2 separate regions of the Homo sapiens genome follow, and region 2 is linked to region 1. Evidence: read pairs that join two places in POLR2A ChIA-PET (ENCODE). Cell type or tissue: PC-9. All regions are shown on one strand.

Region 1 (8,000 bases):
CATGATTTTCCACCCACCAGGAAGGGCAAGCTGTGCTTTCTGGTTCCCTAAGGAGTTTCTCATGCAGGGTAATGAGTCCCAGCAGGTGCTGACAGTGGATCAGGGCCTGGGCTTCTATAGCTCTTGGCCTCTGAAGCACAGGGCAGGTGGATCCTAATGGTGAGTTGTTTGCTTGAGCTGAGCTGCAGAAATGGGTTGGAGCATGAGCAAGGGCAAGCCCCAGACAACCAAGAACATTTCATATTCTGCTCCCCATAGGATGCAATGTGAGATTGATACTCGAGGGACCTCCACCCTGGCTGTGTTCAGGCTCTTGACACCGCCACAAGAAGGAATTCAAGGACAAGTTGGAAGATAAAGTACACACTCAAGAAAAGGGAGTTTGGTGTACTAAAGAGAGAGAGTCATGCACAAGGGGGGCTGGGGTTTCTATCTCTATGGGTTTCTGAACCAAGGGGTGGAATATCTATGTTGAGCAGTGGGGTTATTGAAATTATGTAGCAAGGTAGTCTGTTGGTAAATCTTTCAAACTTGCAGTTTAATCCTGAATTGTTAATATAAGATTAATAGGTGTGGTTTATTACCACACAAACACCTCCAATTGGTTCCTGCTCTGGCCCTGTTGGGGCCTCATATGATGGCTTAATAATGAGCCCAAATCCTGCAAAATCTTGCTGTACTCAGGAAAGTTCTGAGTTGCTTCTTCATTTGTGGCAGTCCCACCTTTTAGACAGCCTCCTTTCACTCTGTGGAGAAGGTCTGGTTTCCTGGGCTTAGGATGTACCCCAGGTATTTAATTTTTGGTTTTAGAAATCTGGGCCTTGGATGGAGAGACCTGATACCCAAAGAGGGAGGTTAGGACTTTCCCAGGAGGTTAGGACTTGAATGGCATTCTTCTCTGAGTCCTCTTTAGTGGGACTGCATACAAGGATGTCATCCACATATTGGAGAATGACTCCCCATTTCTAGCTCTAGCTCCTTTTACTCTTGTGCCAAGGCATTTCTGAACAAGTGAGGGCCATCCCTGAAGCCCTGAGGCAGTACTGTCCAGGTGTGCTGCTGGGTAATATTAGTTCCAGGATTAGTCCTCTCAAGAGCAAACAAATACTGAGAGTCAGAATGCAAAGGGATACAAAAGAAAGCATCCTTAAGATCTAATACTGTGAACCAGTTGGTCTCCCGGTATTCGGGTAAGTATGGCATAAGGATTTTGCACTGTCGGACGTAAGGGAATTACAGCCTCATTAATGGCTCTCAAGTCTTGAACTAGACGGTACTCTGTTTGGTTTTTGGTTAGGAAGGACCAGGAGTATTACAAGGAGACTGACATGGAATCAGGAAGCCATGTTTTAAAAACTTGTCAATTAGAGGTTGGAGTCCTTGCTTGGCTTTTGGTTTGAGAGGATACTGACGCTTGTGTGGGAAATTATTTTTGTCTTTTAAAGAGGTGATCACTGGCTGAGCATAAATTGCTTTGCCAGGGCTTTCTTGGTCCCATATTTGTGGGTCTGAGACCTTATTTTGGGATGGATCTCCTGTCATTCCGAGGCTGGCTTAGGAAACAACACTGCCAAAAAGGAGGGCCCCCCACCCAGGGCCTGATAAATGTAAAGTGGCCTCAGGGGTGGCTAGGAAGTCCCATCCCAATGAAAGAGTAGAATACTGTGGCATAACTAGAGATTCATGAGTTACCATATAGTTTCCTAGCCTGCAGTTCAGAGGCACTGTAAAGTGTTTTGATTTTGGGGTGCCACTGACACCCATGACAGTGCAGCTTTTGGAAGATAAGGGCCCAGAGTGGCCATTTAGGACAGAGTAACTTGCCCCTGTGTCAATTAAGACATTGATATTCTTAGTTGCCATGTCAAGAGTCACCTGAGGCTCCTCAGTTATGATGACCAGGCCTTTTATGGGAGCCGCCGAGAACCTCGGGCCCCTTCAGGCCTCAGTTATGGCCATTATGGACTGGGTATCCTCCTATTCCTTTGGAGCTGAAGGCAATCCCTTTTCCAATGGCTCCCCTGCTTGCAGTGAGGACAGCATCTGGGTGGGCTCCCCTGGCTGCGACAGATCTTATCCCAATGTCCTGGCTTCCCACACTTGAAGCAGCAACCATTGCCTGCACGGTTGCTGTTAGGCCTTTTTGGTCCATGGGTGAAGCATCTCTCTGGATGACCCTGAGGTTGCAGGGTGCTGCTCATAGTAACTGCTATCATTTGGGCCTGCCATCTATCCCATTGTTTGCCACACTGGGTCCTTTCAGCCTTTTCAGCCCTGTCCCTATTACTGAATACCTGGAAAGCCTCATCAAGCTTTGGTTTAATAGGTATTTGGGGTCTCAAAGACAATTTCTGTAATTTTCTCCTGATGTTGGGTGCTGACTGGCTTATAAAGTGTGTCCCTAGTTAAATTTGGCCAGCATCAGTACTGAGGTGAGTGTTAATATATTTTCTTAGGGCCTTCACAAGGTGACCCTGGAACAAAGCTTGGTTTTCATCCTTTCCTTATTTCCCTTATTTTATCATAGTTCACAGCCTTAGTGTACATTTTTTATTCTCTCCACTAACCAAATTGCCATACAATTTCTTTTTCTTGGATTAGCCTGGCCTTGTAGATAGTTCCAGTTGGGGTCATTGTTAGGCACAGGCATGGCCCCCACAGTGTATAGTTCAGGGTCCCCAGCTAATAAGTTGTCAGCATAAGCCTTGGCCTCCACGCAGATACACTGCTTTTCCTCCAGGGTGCAACATGTGGACGAGGTAATATGAATAACTCACCAAGTTAACTCAGGTGAGAGTGAGAGAGCCTGAAATTCGTCCTGAATTTAGTTGGGTCCTCTAAAAATTGGCCCAACCTTTGGCTACATCATGCTAGATCAAACACTGAAAAAGGTACATGCACCTGGATGGTCCCAGCATCCCCATTGGCCACCTCCCTAAGTGAGCATAACTTAGAATGGTTAGGAAGGTAGGAAATGCCACTGTAGGTGACCCTGGCAGGGCTCTGTTCCTTCAGTAGGGAGGGCATATAGGTTGGTAAGGAGGTGGGCTAACGGGAGACTAAGGGCTGGAGATGGTGGAGCTAGAAGAAGACTGGGGAGTTGGAGGTGGAATTGGGTGGTAGGGAGGAGCAGGGAGTGCTAGACCTAGGTCTGGGTTAGGAGGTGGGGGAAGGCTATGAGAGGTATATTCCCAAAAAGGGTATCATCTAGGATATCTGGTTCCCATTTCGTTCTCCTAAAGGGATGTGAGTCTAACAAAGGCAGCAGTTCCTGCAACGGTCAAGGTTCTAACAGGGCCACGAAGGCCTGTGCACATGGTGTTTCAGTTCAATTCTCCTGACATTGATAAAAAAGATCTAATTGCAAAATGGTATTACAATTTAGGGTCATGTTCTCTTACCATTGTACTGCATTCTGTTTCCTTTTTTTTCCTTTTAGGATCTCACTTTTTTACCCAAGGCTGAAGTGCAGTGGCACGATCATGGCTCGCTGCAGCCTCATCCTCCCAGGCTGAGGTGATCCTCCTACCCCAGCCCCCTGAGTAAGCTGGGACTATAGGCGTGCACCACCATGCCTGGCTAATTTTCTGTGTGTTTTTTGTAGAGATGGGGTTTCGCCACGTTGTCCAGGCTGGTCGCGAACTCCTGGACTCAAGCAATCTGTGTGCCTTGGCCTCCCACAGTGCTAGGATTATAGGCGTGAACCACCACACCTGGCCCTTGTACCCTATGTTCTAAAAGAAAGGCCTTGACTTGTCTTTGGCATGAAATGAAGAAGAAGAGGAAAGTTAACATATTCCCTCATGGAGGGACTGGTCCCAGTATTTACGAAATGCTGCATGGACGAGTGTGGTGCTTACAATTGGCCAGCTCCATGGCCATGCCTGAGAGACAAGCATCCTTGTTCCCTTGGCTGGCTGCCTTAGTGTCCAGGTGTCCTTGGAGCCCTAGCATTGCCCAGGCATCCTTGGCTCCTGGGGCTTTGAAAATGAGAAGGCTTTTGAGGTCTAGTAGGACGAGTTATGGCATAATTTGAAAGCAGCAAGCATGCCAATATCCATCCGAATATTTATCCTCAAGTAAAAGTTGGGAACAGAAGTGATTTAGCATGGCCAATAAACCAAGGACCTTGAAGGGGCCCCTTAAGAACTTTAGGCCTAGATTTGGCATTCCGGAGGGCAGTATCTAAGATGCCTATCTTGCTGGGTCCAAAGAGTTCCCTAAGCTTTCATGTGAAGTATGAGGAAGAAGCATGAGAAGAGAAAATCTCAGGAGCTGAGTTTAAAGAAAATGGGAAAGAGAAAACAGTTCCCAGCCAGGGTCAGTGTTTTGGCACAGCTGGTCCCTTGGGAGAATGGAAGCCTCTTCCTGGGCAAAAGTCATCATGCTCCTTGGAAGCCATCCAGCCACTGCACAGTACAAGCTATAGGATGTTACCCTACCACCCTACCATGGTGCCTCAGACCTGCCACCTCTGCTTGTCGCCCAAGATGATGGAGAGAGAGCTCTGCTTTGCAGTCAGTGCTCTATCCCCAGCTCTGCCGTTGACTGCTGTGTCCTGTTACTCCCTGGTAAGGTGCCATAGACCACTCATCTCCAGAACTCTTGTGGATAAGATTATGTGTAGATGCCGTTACATCTTAGGTCCTCAGCAGATACTGGTTCCTTGCTTCAGTAGGCTTAGGAAAATTTGGTAGTTTTATGGGTCAATAAACACATAAGTTTTGTGGCTTATTAGTGTGAATCACAGATTCTACAGTTCCTATCAACCCAATGTCTAAAATAATTCTCTAAAATAATAGCTCCAGGGAGAAAATAAAAATAGGTATGGTGACTTAGCATGGTAGTATGACAATATGAAAGGTTTGTTACAGAGTTGTTGGTCCACATTCCTTACATTGTACACATTGGAATTTCTCCGTTTCAGAAGGAGCATTTAGAGCAGCACCTACATTTTTGTTAGGTTTTCCTTCAAGGCTGTAGCTTGAACTTTTAATATACATACTCACTTTTCTTCCCCCCAAAAAGAAGGGTAAAGAAGGCAGTAAAGGTAAAGAAACCAGACATTATTTGATTCAGCTCAAAATGTATTTTTTAGTTCCTTTTCCACATTTAATAACAAATAAAGGCCGGGCGCGGTGGCTCACGCCTGTAATCCCAGCACTTTGGGAGGCTGAGGTGGGCGGATCACGAGGTCAGGAGATCGAGACCATCCTGGCTAACACAGTGAAACCCTGTCTGTACTAAAAATACAAAAAATTAGCCGGGCATGGTGGCGGGCACCTGTAGCCCCAGCCACTCGGGACGCTGAGGCAGGAGAATGGCATGAACCCAGGAGGCCGGGCTTCCAGTGAGCCGAGATCATGCCACTGCACTCCAGCCTGGGCGACAGAGTGAGACTCCGTCTCAAAAAACAAAAGCAAACAAACAAAAAAAATAAAAAGAAATCTTGTACCTGATCTTCAGGGATTTGGGATCCCACCTGGATTAAACTAGACTATCCAAGCCCTATTTGCCTGGCTTCCAGCCCTCCTGGAGTTCTGTTCCCACCAGTTAGACAAAGCTCTCTGTCCTTGACCTCTTTTCCCATCACTTTTGGATCAGAGATTGAGCCTGTCAGCTCCTGAAACAGCTGTCTCTGATCTGTTCTCAGTATTATCTGAGCCATTATCTGACTTGTGTCTGAAAGGACTGCGTGATGGAAACTTCTGAAAGAACCCTCTGTCACCCCACCCGCATCTTCCAAATAGAGCCAGAGAGGCCCAGAGTCAGAAGGCTAAGAAGACCAAGTGTGTGGCCAGCAGCTGCGGGGAGCCAGGGCAACTCCTGCCCGCCACTCTTCCTCTGAATGCCTAGCCCTCTCCGCCTGTGTTCACAGGCCAGCCCTCCCCGGGGCATACACAGCATTTTGTAAATAGTAACTGTGTGTCTTGGTTGAGATAATCTTGTAGGCCAGAATGGAATGTCTCAAGACACTTTGCAAACGGGATTTTATTGTTTAGTTTTAGGGATAGGATCTCACTCTGTCACCCAGGCTGGAGTGCAATGGCACGATCTGGGCTCATTGCAGCTTTCACCTCCCAGGCTCAATCAGTCCTCCTCAGCCTCCTGCGTAGCTGGGACTACAGGCATGTGCCACCATGCCTGGCTAAATTTTTTTTTTTTTTCATAGAGACGGGGTCTGACTACGTTGCCTAGGCTAGTCTTAAACTCTGAGGCTCAAGCAATCCTCCCGCCTTGGCCTTCTGAAGTGCTGGGATTACAGGAATGAGCCACTGTGCTCAGCCCAAAAGGGATTTTAATTTTGCAAAAGGACCAACCTTAAAAGAGCTTTGAATAATAAGTTTCTTTAGTGCAATTCTTTTTTTTTTTTTTTTTGAGATGGAGTCTCGCTTTGTCACCCAGGCTGGAGCACAGTGGCGCAATCTCGGCTCACTGCAACCTCTGTCTCCCGGGTTTAAGTCATTCTCCTGCCTCACCCTCCTGAATAGCTGGGATTACAGGTGCCCACCACCACGCCCAGCTGATTTTTGTATTTCTAGTAGAGATGGGGTTTTGCCATGTTGGCCAAGTTTGTCTCAAACTCCTGACCTCAGGTGATCTGCCTGCCTTGGCCTCCCAAAGTGCTGGGATTACAGGTGTGAGCCACCGCGCCTGGCCAGTGCAATTCTTTTATGTTTTTGTTCCCCACCTCTGTTCCGATTTTCCATTCCTTAGGTATAGTACTTTATGAGCTTTTTGTATTAACCCCCTGTGTTCCTTCATGCAGATGCAGGCCAATTAGACGATACATATTATTACTCTCTCTCCCTTTTCTTAAAAGGAGATAGAACACACACCCTATTTTACACTGTGCTTTTGTCAATTATCATTATCCCCTAGATATAATATTAGGCCTTAAAGAGTTTCTCATTCTTTTTTATTTAGCTGCATAGTATTCTAGTCTATGGATGCTCTCAGTTATACTTTTCCAAAATATGGATCTTTGACTTTTTCCAAAATTTTACTGTTGTAAACAATGCTGTGTTGAGCACCTGGTATATTTAAATAGTCAGTGAATCACAAAGATTTCATTAACATACCTGCCATATTGTGGGAGGTAGGGATGTGCCTGCATCTTATTTATCCTTCACTAGTGCTTGGTAACTGTAGGTGGAACCACATGCAATTTCTGTTTGGGGAAATCTTAAAAGCAGTAGAATATCAGCACTTTTGCGTAGCTCACTGATATTTAGAGAAACCTACATGCCATAGCAGGGATGGAGATAAGAAAAAGAAGTCTCTCGCCCCCAACCTAATGTGTCTTGGTGAAGATCTTGCTTATTTAGGTCTAAGACCTTGTTTAATAAACCAAGTGGAAGCCGTAATGACTCCTTTTCAGCAATTTTATAACGATGTAGTTCTTCAGGTTTCACTAATTTTAACAATTCTATAAAGTTATGTTCATCCTATTTTCACTAACTTTGGAAGTTTAAAGAGAAACTCTGTTGAAAAAGTAAATCCACATACCAAGTGTTTTTAAATAGCATGGAGAAATGCAATTTATTTTTCTGGTTAAGAGAAGTAAGTATTATTTATGCTTTTTTGGGCTTTTGGGTTTATTTATTTAGGTGGTGCCTTGGCGTTGAGTGAATGACATTAGCTGGTGTGGGGACCTGCAGCAGGGCTTTCAGGATAGAGCGTTCACCCCACAGTTTCAGTGGTGAGCAGGCAAGAGGTTGCCCAGATCCTGGCCCAAAAGACCAACCACCAGTCTTACAAACTAAAGGGAAATCATATTTTACCACAATGAGAAAAAATGAAGGGGAAGGCTAATGCTGTATTTTTTGTTAAAATGGAAGGATGTTGAGAAGACAGAGACTTTCAGTGGTTTTAATCTTCAGACTTTGGCAGAGGCCAAGCATGATTTGAATACAGAGAAAGTGGAGTGACATGACAGAAAGGGAAGTGGAAAGTGGTGGCTTCCAGAAACAACCAGATGTGTTTGAATTTCCAGGCTC
Region 2 (8,000 bases), 280 kb after region 1:
GTGGTAGGTACGAACAGTTAACTGGGTTTGCCAGGTTTAATAAAAGATCAGGGAGAGGCAGCAAGTTAATGGGTTAATTGCCACTGTCCTCCAGGAGAACAAACGGATGCCGGGTCCAGTCCTTCCCCCTGAGGCCGCAGAGATGCCAGTGTTTCAGCCCGCAGGAGCCGGGCAGCCCAGTGCAGGGCACTTCTCCAGAGGCCAGCACGTTTTAAACCATGTCCCCTGCTGCCGCCTCCGGCTGTCTGAACACAGGCTGCGCCAACCTGTGGCTGGGCCCGGGCCCAGGGCCTGCTGCGGGAGGGGAGGTAGCCAGGGCATCTGAGGGTGACCCCAGCCCAGAGGGCCCCCCCTTCGAAGGGAGGAAGCAGCAGTGACCACACCCTGCACTTGGTCGCCTGCAGGCCTCGCCAGCACCCTGGGGCCGGCCTAGAAAGGCAGCCCCTGCCTCCCTGCTGGGGTTGAAGGGACAGGAGGACCTCCCCAGCCCAGGGCTCTGGACCACAGCCAGGGGTATAAGGGCAGGGAATTCTGGCTGGACAAAGGCAAAAAGTGGGGTGAGGGAGGATACAGGAAAGAAACACCAGGGAAGACGGTCAGGTCCCAGCTCAGCTTCCTTTGAGGATTAAAGGATTTTAAAGCATTTATGTTTATTGGAATTTCAAACCAAAATACTGAAATAATAGCCTCCATGCTAGGCAAGGTGACCTTGCCTGCAGCATGGAGGGAGGCCAGCCACACCCAAGACAGCCCTGACGGAAAACCTGCCCTCAATGACAAAGGGGTCCAGGGAGGCTGCGGCTTCCCTCCACCTCGATTCAGCCTGCAACAGCCGGTGGCCGGGCCTGGGGGAGGCCGAGGGGAGGGACCTGTGCCGCAGTGACCTCACCAAAGGCAGCTGTGACCCACAGAGCAGCTGAAAGCAAGGCCAAGGGCCGCTTTCAAGGGACAGTTTGTTTAGAGTTTCAAGTTCTAGACCAAGCACGTCCTTGTTCTATAGATGGGGCCAGTGGAGGACTTGTGTGGGTCATGGGTGGGGGTGAGGGGAGGTGCTGGCAGGGAAGGAGGGCTCCTTGGCAAGGCAGTCCCACCCGGCAAGGGGCCACAGTCTGTCCTGGGAGGCTCCTTCCAAGCAGAACTCTGGGTGCGCAGGGCCCACCACACCCCATTCCCCAGAATAAGCGGGGTGCTGCCTGGCACTTTGTCAGGGGTTCACATTAAAGTGTGGTGGCTCTTTGGTTAGTTGGTGCCCTTGGGCTGAGCCACTGCAGGCTCACTCTGTGCAGGGCCCAGCCATGACAGTCACTGTATAGGGGCACGGAGACGGTGGCCACCCAAGAGGTTTGGGGGAGCTGGAGGTTGAAAGGGCTGCCTGGACCTCCCAGGGTCGTTCCCAGCACCCGCGGGACAGTGACCTTGGCCTTGCTGCTTGGGCTCTGGAGATTTACAAGGTGGAAGTGAGGAGAGGCCAGTTGTGACTATTCAGTGGCAGGGTTTTATAGATCTCTTCCCACCCTCCCTGCTGTCTGGGAGACTGATCACCCGATAGGCATTCCTGTTCCAGTCGGATAACTAGACGGTGTGAGAAAGGCCGGCAGCCGAGCCTGGGGTGGAAGGAAACCACCGTAAAGCCACAGATGTCCCAAGACCAACTTGGCACGTGTGCATGTGCGCACCCCACCCCAGCAGCCCCCATGGGAGGCCCAGCCTGAGAAGCCACTCTTGGGGCTGGGGGTGGGAAAAGGGGGTTGATGCCCCGTGGTTCTCACATAGATCCAGAAGAGAAGAAAGGCTGAGAGCTTCGGTCACCAGGCTGTGGCCTGAGAGAGTTGCTGATGGCACCAAAAGCCTGTTGAAGGCTGTGTGTGTGTGTGTGTGTGTGTGTGCACACACACACACACTAGTAGGGAGAGGCAGTGCAGGGCTAAATGCAGAAATGCAGAGAAAGACCTCTGACCACACAGTTCTGTCTAGTCCCAACAGCTTACAAGGAACCAGACCGGTCCCTGCGGTGTTTGTTGAGATAAAACAAGGTCAGGGTTTGGCTTCTCAGCCCCAGGACTTAAAGGGGGTGGGCCCAGGGGGAGCTGCTGTAAAGACCAGAGCCTCCCACCCCCGCCTGGGCCCACCCAGCATCTGGCTGCTCTGCCACCCCTACCTGACCCTGGCAGTCGCTGAGTGGGGCCTGGGGGCGGGCCTGGGGCTGCTCCCAGGGGGACTGTCCATTCTGAGTCTCCCACAGGCTCCCCACCTGGGAGAGGAGTGCCCAGCTCTGATCCTGCCTGGGGCCGCCTGCCCAGACAGCTCATCTGTGGCTTTGTCTGGGGCACAGAGGCGACTGGGTGTGCACCCTGTGGTTTCCATTTTCTTAAGCTTTCTTTGTGCTCCTTCTGCCTGTAATTTCTTTCAGCCTGGGCCTTTGTGGAATCTGTCCGCCACTTTAAAGCGCAGCCGAGGAGGTGCTTTTGCCAGCGGGGTGTGGGTGGGGTGCTGAAGCTGCCCATGGTCAGACCCTGACTCACTGCCAAGAGTCCTGAGTTCCAGAAAGTTCCTTTCTGCTCTCATAGTCCTCCCTTGCCACAACGAGGTCTGACAGAACAGAAGTGCGTTTCCTGACGACTGGATCGGACGCTCATGGCGAGCTCTGAAAGGCAGGAGTCAAGGAAGCCCTCTGTGGCTAAGACACCACACTCTTCACCCGTGATCCCTGAGGTTTCTGCATTCTGACCCTATGATTTAAGTCCCCAGGGACTTCAGCTGCAGTTATGTTTAGGGAGGGAGGCTCAGGAAGAACATGAATTACGGCATAACTCAGAGATGAGGCCGGAGTCCGTTTCAGTGATTGCTGATGGAATGGAACAAGTGTGCATTTATGTTGGGTTGTAAAGAAAACACAGATAATTTATGGGGAAGGAGCTATAGTTTGATGATTGTATCTGCTTTACTAAGTTAAAAGCGTGGAGGAAGTGACTGCAGAAACTTGGTTTTAGCACAGCTGAGGCAGAGGACTTGCGTACAGGAGGAAAGCCATGATGAGCACAGGGCCCTGGCAGATGGAGGATGGGTCTTTGGAAAGCTGGGTCATGGCCCAACAAATGTCAGGGCACATGCGTCCAGTCATAGTAAGTAGACTTTTTCTAGAAAATTCTGTCCAATGGTAGAACATAAGTCCTGTGAATAAGAAACAAAAGCACCACCACGGTGACTACGGTGCAAGGATCAGAGATGGCGCTGTCTCCTTTTAAAGTTACAGATGGTGCCTGGCCTCCTTCCCTTCAGGGCAGCGTTTAACGGCAGCCCTCTCTTAGAGCAAACAAAGAGTCTTCCTTTGCATACTTGATAACAACTTATTTTTCTCATAGATCACACATGCAAACAAATATAGGTAATATGTAAACAAAAAGTAAGTTTTCTCTGCCTTTTCAGCTAGTCTCTTCCCCAAATCACTATAATGAAGTTGATTACCGTCTCCACCCTGGCGCCGGCAAGCACGTGTGCAGGCCCTGCTTTATACACGGAGGGTGGCACAGTGTTCACACGGGTCTAGATTGGCACGTACATAACGCTCGCTTCTCTGTGTCGATGGCTGCATTGCATGGACGCGCTGTAACTCGAGAGGCAGTGACACCCCACCTTCTGGGGGCTTCGTTCAAGTCCCAGCCCTGCTAGATGGCCTCAGTGTAGCCTTGGGCACATTATTCGGCCTCTCTGTGTTTGCATTTCCTCCTCTGTAAGCTTCAGCTGACTTTGTTGGGTCAGTGTGTGTGAAGTGGACAGCAGGCCCGGGCTCAAGGGTAAGAGTGTGCACTTGCTTGCACGCAGGCTTTTCCTTTTTTTCTCTCGTTCCTCTCTCTCCCCCACCCCTTTCTTGCTCTTCTCCTTTCTCTCCCTTTCCTCCCTCTCTGTTTCCTTTCATTTATATCTTTATGTGAACCTCTGAGTTGCCCCAGTGGTTGTTGGCTGTCGCATCCTGCACACGCACAGGCGCCGGCATATCCACGGGGAAAGCCCTAGATGTGCGCACTAGTGTGGATCCCTGCAGTCTGCAGTGGAGGGAGTGGGGTCAGGAGAACTGGGTGTCTGCTCCTTGGAGAAAGGATATATAATCTTTTTCGATCTTAGTGCTTTTATTACAGCAGAATACACATAAGATTGACCAGTATAACCATGTGTCAGGACCCAGCTCAGCAGCCTCGGTGTCTTCATTGTTGTGCAGCTCACCACGATCCGCCTGCAGAACTTTTTCATCTTCCCCAGTGAAACGGGACCCATTCAACACTCGTGCCCCACTTCCCCTCCCCCAGGTCCCTGGGAAGCACCATGCAGCTTCCTGTCTTTGAGGCTTGCCTGTTTTAGGGAGCTCATATGAGAGGATTCATAAAATCTTTGTCCTTTTATGTCTGGCTGATTTCATTTAACATAAAGTCTTCCAGGTTCCTCCATACTGTGGCGTGCTCAGGATCTCTGCCTCTTTTTTCTTTTTTCTTTGAGACAGAGTCTCACTCTGCTGCCCAAGTGGAGTGCAGTGGCACGATCTTGGCTCACTGCAGCCTCTGCCTCCTGGGTTCAAGCAATTCTCCTGCCTCAGCCTCCCGAGTAGCTGGGATTACAGGTGTGCGCCACCATGCCCAGCTAATTTTTGTATTTTCAGTAGAGACGGGGTTTCACCATGTTGGCCAGGCTGGTCTTGAACTCCTGACCTCGTGATCTGCCTGCCTGGGCCTCCCAAAGTGTAGGATCTCTGCCTTCTAAGGCTGAGGACCATCCTGCCATACACACAGACCACGTTTCCTTTCTGCACTGGCTTGGCTGCTGGCGGATGCAGCTGTCTGCCTCTTGGCTGTCCAGGAGAGTGCTGCCAGGAACATGGCGTCCAGGATTTCCTCAGCTGTTACTTTGCATTCTTTTGGGTAAACATCTAGAGGCAGAATGGATAGATCAGAGTTCTAGGTTACCATACTGTTTCCAGAGTCAATTTTCTATTTTGATTTTTTTCACCCTATCTTACGGTGCTGATAAATTTGGATGTTTGACAGGCTGTCCTCCGAAAAGGTGGTACCAGTTTCCTGTCCCTTCCTCTGCCTGTTCCGCACTCTGTCATCAGCATGGGGAGCATCAGCCTTGAGTGTTTCCCAAGCTGCCGTGGAGATGGTTGGGAGCACCTGGGCTTCTGCCACGCTGTGGAAAAGCCCCTGCCGTCCCGTTCCCTGTGTCGTGTGTGTCCCTGCCCGTGCGTTTCGAGCTGGCAGCTGTTTCCTTACTGATGTGTAGAAGAGCTTTAGAAGTTAGGAAATTCGCTTTTTTCATGTGCTGCAAATACTTCTTCTTCCCTCAGTTTACCATGTGTATTGAGATACTTTGGTGAGTTTGCTTTTGATTTCTGTATGGCCAGTTTTACCCACCTTTTCTCCTGTGGTTTCTTGCTTTTGCGTTGGGCATGGAAAGGGTTCCCTGTGGCAGACACAGCCAAGGGAGATGCGTGGGGGGTCCCCACGGCCTGGCCTGAAAGGAGGCATGGAAGTCCGCAGGGATGCGCTGGAGCCTTGGGTCCCGCCCCCTCTTCGTGAGATCGGCATCCTCTCAGCTCCCCTTCCTCCCTCCAAAGGACTGGAGAGTCTGCCCTGAGGCAGTGACCTGCACGCAGGGGTGTGGGTGGGCCGGGAGGGAGTGGCCGGGGCTGGACAGGGTGTGACCATCTGCAAACCACTGAGGAACAAAGAAGTTCTAAATGAAAGACCAGAAAATGCTTTCTGCATTTTGGGAGGAGGGAAGCTTCAATTTTATAAGCGAAATCCTTATTTATCTAAGTAAGTAATGCAGCATCTCCCCAGAGTGGCTGCAGCCTCCCTGCCTCTCCGAAGCAGGGGAACTGCTAGAGGCTTCTCAGAACACACAGATCCCAGAACGAGCCATGCTCCAGATGCCGACGCTGGGAAAGGCAGAGGGCTGGGGAGCTTATTCTGTAACAGTTTTACTCCTGATACCATCTTTTCCCCGTTGATGGCAATGTCTTTATCTTATACTAAATTCTGTACATGTACACGTGATTTACTCGGCGGGAGATGATGTCTGAAACCTAGGCAGTGAGTAGCGGGGAGTGACAGAGGGCCAGCTTCCTGGCTCCCCGACGGGCTGGATGTGGAGGTGGGAGAAAGGGAGGGGTCAAGAGTGGCTTCAGAACTCGCCCTGAGTCCCTGGCAGGATGGAATGGCCATCGGCAACATGGGGAGCTGGTGGGTGCGGGAGGTGGGTGGAGCAGGTGGGCCCACCTGGGATGTGGTAAGCAGAGAGGGTCTTCACACCGCCAGTGGTGATGCCCAACAGGCGGCGGGCTCTCCGGGCCGGTGATCCAGGGGCAGGTGTGGTCCCTCTGCCTAGAGATGCCATGTGAAGCCACGGGCAGGACAGGGTCCAGCCTCTAGGTGGAGTCCAAGGGCGCCCACCAGGAGGGGGTCAGGAGAAGAGGAGGAGCATGTGAGCTGGGAGGAGGTCGGCCCATGAGGCCTGAGAGCTGGCCGCTGGCTGCAGCCACGGGGGCCCTTTCAGCCCCACCCATGTTTCCCTTCATGAGAACCTCACACCAAAGTATGTGTCAGTGCGTGGTACGCTTCACTTTCAGAGCTTGCCTGGCTGTTCATGAACGTTTACTGTCCATATGAATGTTGGAATCAGGTTGTCTATTCGCTGTGTCTACAACCGTTAGTGTCTGTGTCTAGGATGTCGTTCCAGAGGGAGAGGCCAGCAGTTACAGCAGTACCCTCGGTTGGAAGGGGATTGGGCAATGTCTGGAGAAAGTTTTGTCACCACTGGTGGAAGGGGTGCACCGGCACCTAGTGGTGGAGGCCAGGATGCTGCCAACACCCTGCAGTGCACAGGACACCCCCACAACAGGGAGGCATCTGGTCCAAAGTGCTCATGGTGCTGCATTTAAGAAACCCAGATTTAGGTGCCTACAAAACATCTTTCTGAAAAGGCTCACCTCTGCCTGTTCTGGTGCTGGCTGCTGGGCTGTTTCATGGGACGCAACCTTCTAAAATGCTCTGGCATAGGCTAAAGTATAGATGCTGTAATGAGCTGGAGACATTTTTATTGTCTCCATTTGCCCAGTGTTTGGCCCCTTCCTGTAGTTGGGTGATGCTTTTGGTGGTATCCAAGGTACCCAATAACGTTAAAGAAGCTGAAGCCAGATGCGTGATTTCCTAGCATCCCTGGCAGGCCTTTGACCCAGGCTCCTCCATCTGATGCACCTGGGCAGGGGTGTGGAAAGGAGTGGGCACAAGGGCCTTTCTCCCGGCTGGAGTGGGGTCCGGAAGGGCTGGGCAGCACGACTGGCCTTGCCAGAGCATCTGAAGCAAGGCTGGGACTGCTGCTGGCCGGCTCACACCAGGCCTCATCAGCCCAATACCTTTTTCATCAGTTCCCCTTTACTTTCAGCATTCAGTGCACGTTTCTGTTGCTTGCAACCAAAAGTCCTGGGTGAACAAATTCCCTGCCCAGAACAGCAAGTGCAGTAAGACACCATGACAGGAGCGGGAGGGAAGGCCTTTGCTATGAGCTCTCCATTACCAGTTTGGGCTTGAGGGGTGTGATTTGGACCCATGGTATAAACCAATTGTGGAACTGGATTTTAGGAGGAGGCTTGAAGACATGTTATGTACTTACTGTATCTTAATTTTTGTTCTTTGGTTGTAAAATGGCTTAGCGATGATTAATGACTTAGGATTTTTCGACAAAATCTACGGATTTCCCAACATTTGGCAGAGGGAAGAACTTTAGCACCCGAGCCCCCGGGCTGGGGGAGGTGGTCCTGGGCTGGAAACAGAGGAAGAAAAAGGCGAGGGGAGAAGCACGGGGAACTGTTTCTCTTCTTCCTTGGAAAGCAAAAAAATTTTGGATTCCTTGTTGAATAAGGAGAACATTCCTCACATTTGCTCCCACTGTGCAAATCCTCCAGTGCATCCGCCGTCCTCTGGGCAGCGTAAGGCCAGGCTCGGTTTTGA

What was found. Peaks named below come from ENCODE experiments on the same cell type or tissue, not always from the same donor. Only the 100,000 strongest peaks of a DNase experiment are listed, where the experiment ranks them.
Region 2: POLR2A ChIA-PET joins it to region 1 with 20 read pairs; 2 of 35 experiments call an interaction of 5 or more read pairs at or near these places.

What each region holds. Positions count from the first base shown.
Region 1 is chr9:94,813,586-94,821,585 of GRCh38, forward strand. All of the region lies in intron 5 of AOPEP (aminopeptidase O (putative)), which reads left to right. Among named protein-coding and RNA genes, the nearest start is that of MIR2278, 7.6 kb to the left of the region's middle. RefSeq lists an enhancer at 7,709-7,838. In PC-9, no CTCF peak of the experiment used is centred here; DNase peaks (open chromatin) are centred at 4,236, 4,816 and 5,906; H3K27ac peaks cover 5,688 bases.
Region 2 is chr9:95,090,197-95,098,196 of GRCh38, forward strand. It overlaps a transcript of AOPEP not described here. Among named protein-coding and RNA genes, the nearest start is that of MIR3074, 8.1 kb to the left of the region's middle. RefSeq lists enhancers at 1-506, 507-1,256, 1,257-2,006. In PC-9, no CTCF peak of the experiment used is centred here; DNase peaks (open chromatin) are centred at 1,535, 1,975 and 2,355; H3K4me3 peaks cover 819 bases; H3K27ac peaks cover 3,385 bases.